Linked DNA regions of Homo sapiens: all the other regions are linked to region 3. A link is a contact called in ENCODE Hi-C or POLR2A ChIA-PET data. All regions are on one chromosome and are shown on one strand. Each heading gives the region's core, a stretch centred on a gene start or an enhancer-like site at or near the end of the contact. The rest is flanking DNA. Distances are from core to core; before and after follow the strand shown.

Evidence for each region. A loop is a pair of places that touch in the nucleus more often than their neighbours do. ChIA-PET counts read pairs that join two places held with the same protein, here RNA polymerase II (POLR2A). Pooled maps may share reads with other maps.
Region 1: a loop to region 3 is called in a pooled map, with 2.8 times the contacts of the local background. The contact joins two enhancer-like sites. A Hi-C loop is called at or near these places in 3 of 168 maps with a recorded cell type or tissue (CD4-positive, alpha-beta T cell, CD8-positive, alpha-beta T cell and naive thymus-derived CD4-positive, alpha-beta T cell) and 14 of 50 pooled maps. POLR2A ChIA-PET finds 5 or more read pairs at or near these places in 10 of 52 experiments (A673, CD4-positive, alpha-beta T cell, K562 and 6 more).
Region 2: a pooled map shows a loop between it and region 3 (4-fold over the local background). The contact joins two enhancer-like sites. A Hi-C loop is called at or near these places in 2 of 168 maps with a recorded cell type or tissue (mammary epithelial cell and naive thymus-derived CD4-positive, alpha-beta T cell), 23 of 37 single-sample maps with no recorded cell type and 14 of 50 pooled maps. POLR2A ChIA-PET finds 5 or more read pairs at or near these places in 5 of 52 experiments (MCF 10A, RWPE1, activated T-cell and 1 more).

Annotation. Positions count from the first base shown.
Region 1 is chr10:88,999,830-89,003,533 of GRCh38, reverse strand. FAS (Fas cell surface death receptor) reads right to left here. Exons shown (of 9, transcript NM_000043.6): 2 at 340-505. Among named protein-coding and RNA genes, the nearest start is that of FAS-AS1, 8.7 kb to the right of the region's middle. Within about 2 kb of position 2,318, at least 4 of the 41 ENCODE cell types and tissues checked have a DNase peak (open chromatin) inside an H3K27ac peak, as active enhancers do.
Region 2 is chr10:89,161,789-89,165,404 of GRCh38, reverse strand. No RefSeq gene overlaps it. Among named protein-coding and RNA genes, the nearest start is that of CH25H, 44 kb to the left of the region's middle. RefSeq lists an enhancer at 1,777-1,826. Within about 2 kb of position 1,589, at least 9 of the 41 ENCODE cell types and tissues checked have a DNase peak (open chromatin) inside an H3K27ac peak, as active enhancers do.
Region 3 is chr10:89,072,806-89,076,742 of GRCh38, reverse strand. No RefSeq gene overlaps it. Among named protein-coding and RNA genes, the nearest start is that of MIR4679-2, 11 kb to the right of the region's middle. Within about 2 kb of position 2,467, at least 10 of the 41 ENCODE cell types and tissues checked have a DNase peak (open chromatin) inside an H3K27ac peak, as active enhancers do.

The DNA of each region.
Region 1 (3,704 bases), core at 1,069-3,568, 73 kb after region 3:
ATTGTTATGGTAGATCCTAATCAGTTTTGACATGATAAGCTTTCATATTCACAAATGAGTCATTTTTGCTTAGAAAAAAATGGAGCCAAATAGACCAGTCTTCTCATTTCAGAGGTGCATGTCACTTGTAAATTAAATTTATCCATAACCACATCAAATAAGCGTGATAAATATAAATAAAACTCATCTTTGGAAAATAATTTCATAGTTGTTTTTCTCTCAGTTATGTTATATAATATAGGGGAACCAAAAACTGTAAAATTATTATAGTCATGATTACTATGTGCTACTCCTAACTGTGACTTTCACTGTAATCTCTGGATGTTTTGTGTAACATACCTGGAGGACAGGGCTTATGGCAGAATTGGCCATCATGATGCAGGCCTTCCAAGTTCTGAGTCTCAACTGTAGTAACAGTCTTCCTCAATTCCAATCCCTTGGAGTTGATGTCAGTCACTTGGGCATTAACACTTTTGGACGATAATCTAGCAACAGACGTAAGAACCTGTAAAATAAAAGCATGAAGAGAATTTTATTGATTTCTGAAGTAAGCAACGTGGTAAACAAGTGTAACCCACCCAAAATTGGCAGTATCTGCTGTGCACAGGCAAAGACAATGTGAGGGCTCCACTGTCTTTCAGATTTCTCTCTCCAAGAAAGCAGCAGGTCACTTGTATAGCAGTTTGGATCTCAGGTTCTTCAAACCACACTAGAAACAGCACCATGAATGATAGAAGCCAGGTGTTCTAAGGTGAACAGGGCCTCCCACTTACTGCCCTGTGTTTGTGGGTAAAATCACTTACATTCTCCAAGTCTCAGTTTCTTTATCTATAAGTGGAAATAACCTCTTCCTCACAGGCTTGTTGTGAAAATACGTGGAATAATGCACTTAAAGCTGTTAGCACAGAACCTGGCACATAACAAATACATGCCCAATAAGTGTGCTACTTTTATTATTAAAGTTTCAGTGAGGGGGAGCATAGTGGAGAAGGAAAGAGAAATTTCAAAACAACTGTGGTTTGAACCCCAGGTCTGCCACCAAAGATGCATATCTGAGAAAGGCAAAGAGACAGAGGGAGAGAGAGAGTCCCCTACGGGTATAGTGCCCTGCCCTCCTTGATATACTAAATTCACCCAATATTTAGGAGACAGTATTATGAGAAGGGCCACAATTCCTGGTTTAAATCATCAAGTACCCAGGTGACAGATTACACAGAGTGCGAGAAATGATTTGTCCAATAATTCACAGTTAAGAGTGGCTAACAAGAGACTCAGGACCAGGACTTCTGGCCCAAATCTGGGCTGTTTCATATTTGTAGAATAGTTTCCTAAATATTTTACTCCATCTAGGTATGCAAACAACTCCATTTGTTTTAAGACAATTATTGGCAAGAAGCCTGCAAAGAACCTTCAAAACAAATGGATACTGGGGAAAGGGGAGGTGTTTGGCAAGAATTCGCTAAGAACCAGAATCCAGCCCCAAGACCTCCAGTCTGGGAAAACTGTAGCAAGACCCCTAAAGCCAGGGCTCTTGCTGGCGGGGAAGGCAAAACTTGCCAGCCCTGCCCTGAAGCTTGGGAAGAAGCTGAGTTTGTGTTCCCCTCCCTCCAGTTTGGGCACTGAATTTCTCAGAACAGCCGTTACCATGACTGCAACCTCTCGCAGGGGTGAGGAAATGGAATGCACAGACAAATAGTTAGAAGCTGGAAGTCATCCTAAGCTAGAATCTGTGCATTTGCTCCCTTTGAACCTCTCAGAAACAGGGACACATGAAATTTGTTCTTTGTATCCGATGACAAGAACCTGAGAGAACAATTGGATATTCACCCATTGCCTGCAGCATCAGTGAGGAAGAATCACTTTTCATAGCCAACCAGGTTACAGAGTAGAAGAAATGATGCAAGAATTAGCAGACACAGAAGATAATGACTGAAACTCTGCCCTAGCACCATGGCAGTCTGAAAGGATCTCCACACTTTCTCAGGAATAGTCAGCCCTCGGATCTAGCATGACGGTTACAAATAGAGCAACAGCTCAATGACCGAATTAAACTAACTACTGGAAGAAATATAGACCCCCATTCAGGCTTATTCCAGTGTCAGTGTGGCAAATGGCCTTGATGAGCTAGGATCTGAAAAGGAACCAAAAGAAGGAAGAAAAAAACCCCACAGACAAAATAAAAGCATATTACCTTCTTACCCCCTGTTTTTATTGAAGTTCAAAGCAAACAGGAAAAGACTTTTAAAAAGAAGCACAAAAAAAAAAAAAAAGGCATTCAGTGGTGAGAAATGACAGCCCTCAGCATGGCAAGAATGAGTAGACAGATGCCTGGAACAGTCAGTGAGAATTCTCAATTTTGAGCACAGCATCACACTGCAAACGGTTTGTTGTGATTTAGAGAGACAAAAGCAAGCTTTAGAGTCATCACAGTGAAGAGGGTTTTACTTTGTTTTTGTTGTTGTTGTTTTGTTTTGTTTTGTTTTAGACGGAGTCTTGCTCTGTCACCCAGGCTGGAGCACAGTGGCACAATCTAGATCTTGGCTCACTACAACCTCTGCCTCCGGCATTCAAGCAATTCTCCTGCCTCAGCCTCCCGAGTAGGTGGGATTACAGGAATGCACACTATGACGGCTAATTTTTTGTATTTTTAGTAGAGACGGCATTTCACCACGTTGGCCAGGCTAATCTCAAACTCCTGACCTCAGAAGATGCTCCCGCCTCAGCTTCCCAAAGTGCTGGGATTACAGGCATGAGCCAACGCACCCGGCCAAGAGGATTTTACCTCTAGGCAAAGCCCCCACAAGGGAATTTCTTCAATATGACCATTGTGCTCAGCTACTGCAGAAAAAAATGCCCTATTGATGAGGGGGTATAACGGTGGTCCAGAAAATTCAACAGTAGAAGGTTAGGGATTAAGAAAATGAAAAGTGAAAGAAAAGAGGGACATTTCAAGAAAAAAAAAGTTTCAGCAGCATATTATCTTTTAACACACAGAAATTTTAATGGTGCTTATTTCTAGTTGATAAGACTATTTTTCTTCATTTTGCTAAACTCATCTTTTCTTGATAATGCATATGTGTTTGTTGTATAATAAAAAAGTTTAAAAGGTAGCAGGGTTGTGTTGAGCCTAAAGATCTATACTGATTTATCATAACGAACTGTGTTATTATTTTTTAGTAAAATAGAAAATCTGGGTAATAATGGTAGTAAATCTATAACAGCAACTTAGTATTTGAAAGGTGGAAAAAATTCTAAACCTTTGAATTATCAACATTGAATTCTTTATATAAATTTTGGTTATTTTGCTCTTCTAGTTTTCTTTGGTAGTCTTATAATTTTACTAAATCAAACATCACAAATATTAACCTCTGTTTCATCGGATATATTTTCTTAAACCAGCATAATCAAAGCCATTTTATTTCTCTTTGGTCCTCTAGGACTAAATATATCACCACTCATTACAGCAACGTTGTTTGATGGTAAAGAAAATTCTCTTTTATTTTTGAAGTAAAATTACTGGACACAAAAATATGTTACACTAAAGAGAACTTTTTAATTTTTGAAATTGAAAGCTCAGTTATACAAATCACCAGAAACTGGTAAGTACAGTTTGCAGTAATTTCTGTCTCTGATGAAATCTTGGTTTATTTTTTCTTAAAGAATACTTACCATGGAAATGTACTTTATTAACCACACCCTGATAG
Region 2 (3,616 bases), core at 340-2,839, 90 kb before region 3:
TCATTACAATGCGAAGAGAATGCTATTATTGTGATAGATTTATAGGTAGGTAAACTGAGGCTACAGAAAATGCAATAATTTTCCAAAGGCCATTTCATGATAATTGAAGGAGCTAGGATTCAAACCTAGGTCACCAGGTGCCATGTTGGTCCTTTATGTCTCTTTAGCTCACTCAGCTTCTTTCCTTCAAACTTCATTGTCCCTCAGACCCTTCTGAGAGGGTTATCTGCTCCCTGACTCAGCAGGAGAGAGCAGCGAGATAAGGTTCAGGTAGCGTACGTACACTCACTCCAGTAAGACATCCCTAGTGGCCATATCAGGACTCCACACAGCTGCTACCATTCCCACTGCAGGACTTTGCATACCATTACCTGGAAGTGCTTGGGATCCTCCAAGTACTTCTATTGCTTCGCATTTTTTTCCATTTGGAGGATAAGCCTTATGTCTGTCATGATATTCTGTGAGGCAGAGTTTATTCCTACTTCTTTTCTTTGAAGCTGTTTTTACTCCTCCTCCTCCTCCTCATTCATCTCTTATTCTCAGCCTCCTCATCATTCCTCCTCCTTCTCCTCTTTCCTCCTCTTCTCCATTCAACTCCTCTTCCCTTCCTCTTCTTCCTTACCATCCTCTTTCTTCATTTCTTTTCACCTTCCTCTCCTTGCTCCAACTCTTTTCCCTTCAACTCTTCCTCCTCTTCCTTCTTGTTGTTCTATATCTTCTTTTATGTTCCCTTCATCTTTGGCTTTGATGGTCTTCAGTGGGATCATCACTATTTTGTGTAACATGGGACACTGTTTATTCATTAATTCAACAAATTCTTCCGAGGTGCTCATTACATACCAGGATTTGAGCTTGGTGCAAGGGTCATGACAGTGAATGAGGTCCCAGCACTGTCCTGGTAAATTTTTGACACTTGTGGAAAGAGAGACAAGTAAGCCATTGGTTAGGATGTTGTGCAATGCAGGCTATAACAGGTGGAAGAGAAGGTGCTACTTGAACACACACAATGACTCTTTAAGTCAGTTTTGGGGTGTAGGGGAAGTAGTGAAGGCTTCCTAGAGGATCTGATATTTAAAGTGAGACCTAAGCGCGCAGATGCTTCCTCTGTGGAGAGCTTTATACTTACTGTTAGTTCTAAAGACACAGCTTCCTTTTTCTAACACTCTTGTCTCAGCTTTGGTTACTTAGACGTTATAAGGTTCTTGATATCTTATTGTATTTCCTCTAACCCTGCTACAAATTCTTCATTTTTTCCAATGTGTTCAACTTTGAAGAAGCATCCCTCTGTTCACTCCACTTCTCCTTGAATACAGCATTGAGTTGCATTATTGCAAACAGAGCTGGTTCTGACTTTTCCTCCCACCCCCTAATACCACAAATTTAGTGGTAGAACCACAAGTAGAATTTCCAGTGAAGAACTCTCTACTAGATGACACTGAATCAAACCTAACAGTGCTATCAATTAAAATTCATGTACTCTGTTGCATAAACAGGCGATTACATAAGTTGTGTGCTGACGGAGCAGTGTTGAGACACGCTGTCTGGCAATTGGTCTCTCTCGTTTGGTTGCAAGTTTCAGTTTCCTGGCAAGTCTTGTTTCGCCGTCCATCTGGTACAAGTGAGCACAGCAAGACAGCCAGGGTGAGCAGAAAGCCCACAGATACAGGAAAAGGTACTTAGCTTGCAGGTGATGTCAGTTCTTTCAGACAACTAGTCACTTTTTCCTTTCTGAAACTAGATTACAACCTATTTGTCTTTGGAGAGTTGACTGCTAGTGACACTGAAATTTTGGCTTAATTTGCAGACTGGGATGATGAGCATCTATTTTAGCTTCTTAGGGACATGCATAGAGCTGCTTATCTTGCTTGGCACAGGACATAGTTCTACTTTACATAAAGGTAACCACTAAGATTGGCCTTACCAGGGAGGAGAATAGAAAGCTGCCTCTGAGAAGTGCCAAGCTGAGACCCACACTTACTACATTCTATCCAGGGCCAGTCCTGCCTCAGCCACCAGCACCAAGGTTACTACAGCCTGAGTTTAGGTCATGTAATTTCAGTCTCTTTGGCAGCTTCATTAACTCTGAGTTCAACTGCTTCATCTGTGAAATGAGAATAATAACATTTACCTTGCATGATTGTTTTAAAAATTAAATAATTTCAGGGCATACATTAGATGTGCAATAGATATTCCATTTATTATTCATGGAATGTTTATTGAGCATCTACTATGAGCCAGGCACTGTGTTAGGTATGGAGTCTTGCACTTAACGTGATTATAGGTAATCTCATGGAGGAGACAACAATTTTTTACAGATAATTATACTAAGAATGCAATCGTTACAATAAAAATTAAGAAAATAAGCAGAGGAAATTAGTTGCTGCCACCTCTTAACCTTAGGTTCACTGCTAAATTCAAAATAAATTAGAAGTTATAATCTCTAAATATATCATGAGCAAGTAACATCATACTTTGGCAGTTCATTTCTTTGCAGCAAATTGGAGCCATTACATAATGGGTTTTATGATATATACCAGAAAAGTTCAAAGAGGGGTCTGGTGGATGATCCTTTGTTTTGCTTACATCCAAACCAAACAAAGCAACTAGTTAACTCAGCAACAAATCAACCAACCAACAGACATAAAAGAATTAAGCAGTAAGATGTTGCTAACATTACAGAAAACAATTGCCTTGACCTTTATCACAGAATCAAATAAAAATGATGAGAATAACTGATATTTATTAAGTTCTTTTCATACCCCAACTCCATGCTAAGCACTTTCCTGTATGTTCCTATTTATGCTTCATAATTCTTCCAGATGTAGTTTAATATCCATATTTTATAGCTGAAAGAATTAGTTAGAGAACAACTTGCCAAAAGTCACATTGTATAAAAGAGGCAAAGCTGAGATTCAAGTAAAGATTGTTATAACTGAAAAACCTGGTGCCTTAACCAGTACACCATAAGCATTTATCTAAAAATAAAATTACTTATGAACCAACTTCAGGAAATATTAAATTCCCACATTATGAATAAATTCCAGATGGATAAAATATCTCAATATAAAATACAAAATCACATGAAAATATTAAAATAGAAGAGAAATATTTTTATACAAATATAGTGAGTGAAGAAGCCCTTTTAAGTATGGTATAAAGCCCAAAAATCATAAAAGAAAGTAATGACTGATAAGACTAATTAAAACGTTAACTTTATTTACTTCAACAAAGTTAACTTAAGTAAACTTAAGTTTACTTAAATAAACTTTATTCACTTCAATAAAGGTGAAATGATAACTGAGAAAAATGTGTAATCTAGATAACAGACAAAGGATTAATATCTATTACATATAAAAAACCTAAGCTAATGAAGAAAACAGTGAGCTAATAAGCTAATAAAGAAAACCAGTTAAAGTAATAATAAGAATATAACTATCATGGTAAAATCATTAACTTTACTGACAAATAACAAATTAGAACCATAAGGTTGTATTGCATGAGACAGAGAAAAATAGAAAAATGAACAACAGAGGACTGATTAAATAACTTATGGTGTTTCATATGATGGACTTTGCAGCCATTCAAAAAATAGGTTGACCTATGTGTTCTGATAAGA
Region 3 (3,937 bases), core at 1,218-3,717:
ATCCCCCAAACCTCTACAGCAAAATGAGCTCATCTCTGTGTTTTGAACTGGAAAAGAACAATTATTCCTTGCCTTCCTTATTCTTCCTCTGATTCCAAACAACCAGAAGAAACCCATACAATTTTTAAAAAACAAATAACAATCTGCATAAACAAGGTATAGCAGCAACTGAAATGTCAACATCTTAGAACTTTCAGTGCATGATCTGCCAGTCTAGGAAATCCACATGATGTAGTACTAGGTCTATGCTGCAATTTCTACCCAATGAAGAGCCGTTTGGGGTAGGCACAAAATAAAAGTTGCCATTTTAATAAAAAGTAAAAGGCTTGTATATATATGTAGAAGTCTGCATATGACACTTCGAAATGTGGGTTATAGTGGTGGCCAGTTTCATTTTGCAGAGTATGTGGAAAGTGAGTAAGATTTCCTATAACTCAGCATTACATGGAACTCTGCAGTAGCCAGAGACTAGCTATAAAGATGCTTTATGTAGCATCTGGTGTGTCTCTGCCATTTGTGGAAATGTTGAGATACTCCCTTATAGCTTGGTAGGTAGGTACTGTCCTGAGCCTGAACATTTCCATCATTCTAACACTGTAGCCCCCTCCACAGGACCTTTCTCTGAATTCCCTGAAGACCCAGAATCTAAAGAAAGTACATCCAGATTAACAAGTGGCACTCAGAATAGGGCTTCAGCTCCATGGCCTATGTCCCATTGTTGCCTGAGCTATACTGATTGTAAAATATATTTGAAAGTTATCCTGAAAATAATTATTCCAATGCTGTTGGCTTGACCAAACTATATACAGAAGATACAAAAGGGTTAGAAGAAAAAGAAGCAAAGTTATTTCAGATGAAACTGGGATCATTTCCCAAAGTAATAGCTCTCACCATTTCCCATCCTTAAGGAAAGATGATGAGGTAATTCCAGGGCCAGATTGCATATTATTTGGCGTCTTTTAATAATAAATGATACTACAGATATACACAGATGTAGGCAAAAATAGACATATTTTTGATAAGTGAAATGTAAACAGAATTTGTATAAATCAAATTATGTTTTTAATGTAAGAGAAAGAGTCCTTTTCTAGGAAGTATTGTGTCTTGCTTATACCGTAAGCCTCAGCACCCAGGAGAGTGCCTGAAATGCAGGTGCTCAATAACTTTTTTAAAAGTTAATTAATGGATGCATGTTCTTGTGGATCAACTAGGACTTTAAAAAACTTTCCTTCAATGCTTTCAACCCTTGTATTTGGGTATAATTTGCTCAGATTGTGAGAAGCAGAGACTGTTGTTATTAGGCTGCAGGCATTGTGTCTGATCTGAGCCTTCACTACTGACATACTAGAAAGTGTTACCATTTACCCAATGTTCACAGCAACATGCTGAGCATCTTGGGCAGAATGGTGAATGCAAAGATGACATAGAGTGAATTCTGACCTAAAGACCTAAAATAGTTTATATTTAGATGTTTTATACTGATTGAGGTGGTGAAGAGTGAACTAGTGGTATAATAGTAATCAAAGAAAATAACAGAATTCCACAATTTTCAACATATCTGAGATCTCACCCCTTTACTAGAACTTGGATATCAGATTCTCTTCAGGAATAAAGAGATTCCTTTAAACTGCTTTGGGATGAAGAAAATCTAGTAAATACAAAGCAAAAACTTCAGAAAGACAATTTTTTGATGCATCTTTCTTTCAAGCTACAGCCATTAGTTAGGGAAGGAAACAAATTCCATGGATACATCCAGCCTGCCTCTTGTCCCAACCTTATTTCCGACCTGTCACAATCAAGTTAAGGAAAGTTTTATTTTGCTAGTAGCAATGTGATCTCCTTCCCGGTCTCTATTCCCCAAACAACGATCCCTAAGATTCCCAGATCTGTGCTGACCTCCAGTGTCTCCTTGAGCTTCAAAATTTTGCAAGGCCGTGATTTCAAGCATGCTTCCAAACAAAATTTTGATGGATGGGAACTCTGAAGTCTTAATAGAATCTTTTCCTAAATTAAACAATACTTATAAATGCAAAGTAGTTATCCTTAAAATAATTCATTCTCCAATTGAAAAAAAAAACTCACATTGCATTCTTAAAGTGAACCATATCTCAAGATGAGAAGAGCTTGTTACATGCTATTCACACTTCTCCACTCCGTATTCTGGCCCTGAGTTGGACAGTAGTGAAGAAGTGATTTTTTTTCTCTTTCCTCAAAAAACCCAGTAACATATGCCACTGTCTGTTATGATTTTGCTAGCACCATTGACTAACTACCTGAGCACCAGCTGTGACTTCCATTAAGAATCTCTTTTTGGATGTAACTAGTGACCAAGAGTCCAAATGAAACTACCTTTATTTGCTGTTTCCTGCCCTCTAACCAAATGTTCTGACCACATGTTTGGCTTAGAAAGGAGAGGCTGTCGTTTCACTCCCTAAAAGCCAGTTTTTGCTAGAATGATAAGTGCTCCCAAGGCCCTGGGTGGCGGAACTGTTTGCCAGGTGTCACGTGCATGGCCATTATTTCCTTTCCAGGGATGTAATGCAATCTTAGCCTTTGAATCATGAATCTTTTTTGAAACAACATTTTCAAATATAAGGAAACAGATGAAAGAGTACATGTTATTTCAGTAAATGCTCTATTTTTTTTCTTTTTCTCTCTTGCCAAAAACAATAACCTTATCTGGGAGTCCCAGACCAAAACTTTTACCCCAAAGGCCTCTGAGTTAGAAAATAAAAATCACAATTTGGTTGCCGATGTTTAAGGCTCTAAAGCTCTTTCCCAAGTATCCATGTCTAGGATGCCGTCCTGTCTCTTGAGACTACAATGCTGTCTTTAGCAAGGCTCTTTTCTTTCTGAGTCAGACCCCTGCCTTTTAGCCTTAAAGATGCTCTCCTGATAACCCTAGTCTCCAAGACTTAATGGTGGTTCTTGGACTTAACCCAAAAGAAATTGCCACATTTTCTCCTGGCTAGGGAATTTCATCTCCTTTCTCAGTTTCTTGAGTAGAGCTACCCAGGATAGCTGGTGAACCCATCTCCTGGATTTTCTTTCCCCACTGCTCCCTCCTTTAATATTCTTTGCCACATCAATTGCCCTTGCATTTAATGACAACAGCTACCATTTGTTGAGCTATTTAATCAGAGAAAATTTAGCATTGAGGTTAAACGCATGGTATCTGGAGTCAGATTATCACATTTTGAAGCCTGAGGATGCTACACACAAACTGTGGGACTTTCATTATTTAACCTTCATTTGCCTCAGTTTCCTCATTCATTAAATGAGGCTAATAACTTTACCTCCCTCACAGGACTGTGTGAGAATAATATGTACAGTGTGTTTTTCCTGGCAGGTGGTAAACTCATATTAAATGCTAGCTCTGTTATTGCTACCATGTTTGGGTACAGTGGTAGGCAACCTCTACAAACGGCCCCTGATCCCTGCCTCCTAATATTCATGTCCTTGTGTAATCTCACTTTCCTGAGTGTCAGCAGGACCTAGTAACTCACTTCCAATAAAGAGAACATGGCTACTGCAATGGGGTGCCTGACAAAAGACTAATATCCAGAATCTACAAGGAACTCAAGCAAATCAGCAATAAAAAACAAATGATCTCTTCAAAAAGTGGCCTAAGGACATAAATAGACAATTCTAAAAAGAAGATATACAAATGACTGACAAACATACGAAAAAATGTTCAACATCACTAATTATCAGGGAAACGCAAATCAAAATCACAATATGATATCAACTTACTCCTGCAAGAATGGCCATAATCAAAAAATAAAAAAATAATAGATGTTGGTGTGGACGTGGTGGAAAGGGAACACTTTTACTCTGCTGATGGGAATGTAAACTAGTACAGCCACTATGATAAACAGTGTGGAGATTCCTTAAAGACCTAAAAGTAGATCTACCATTTGATCCAGCAATCCCATTA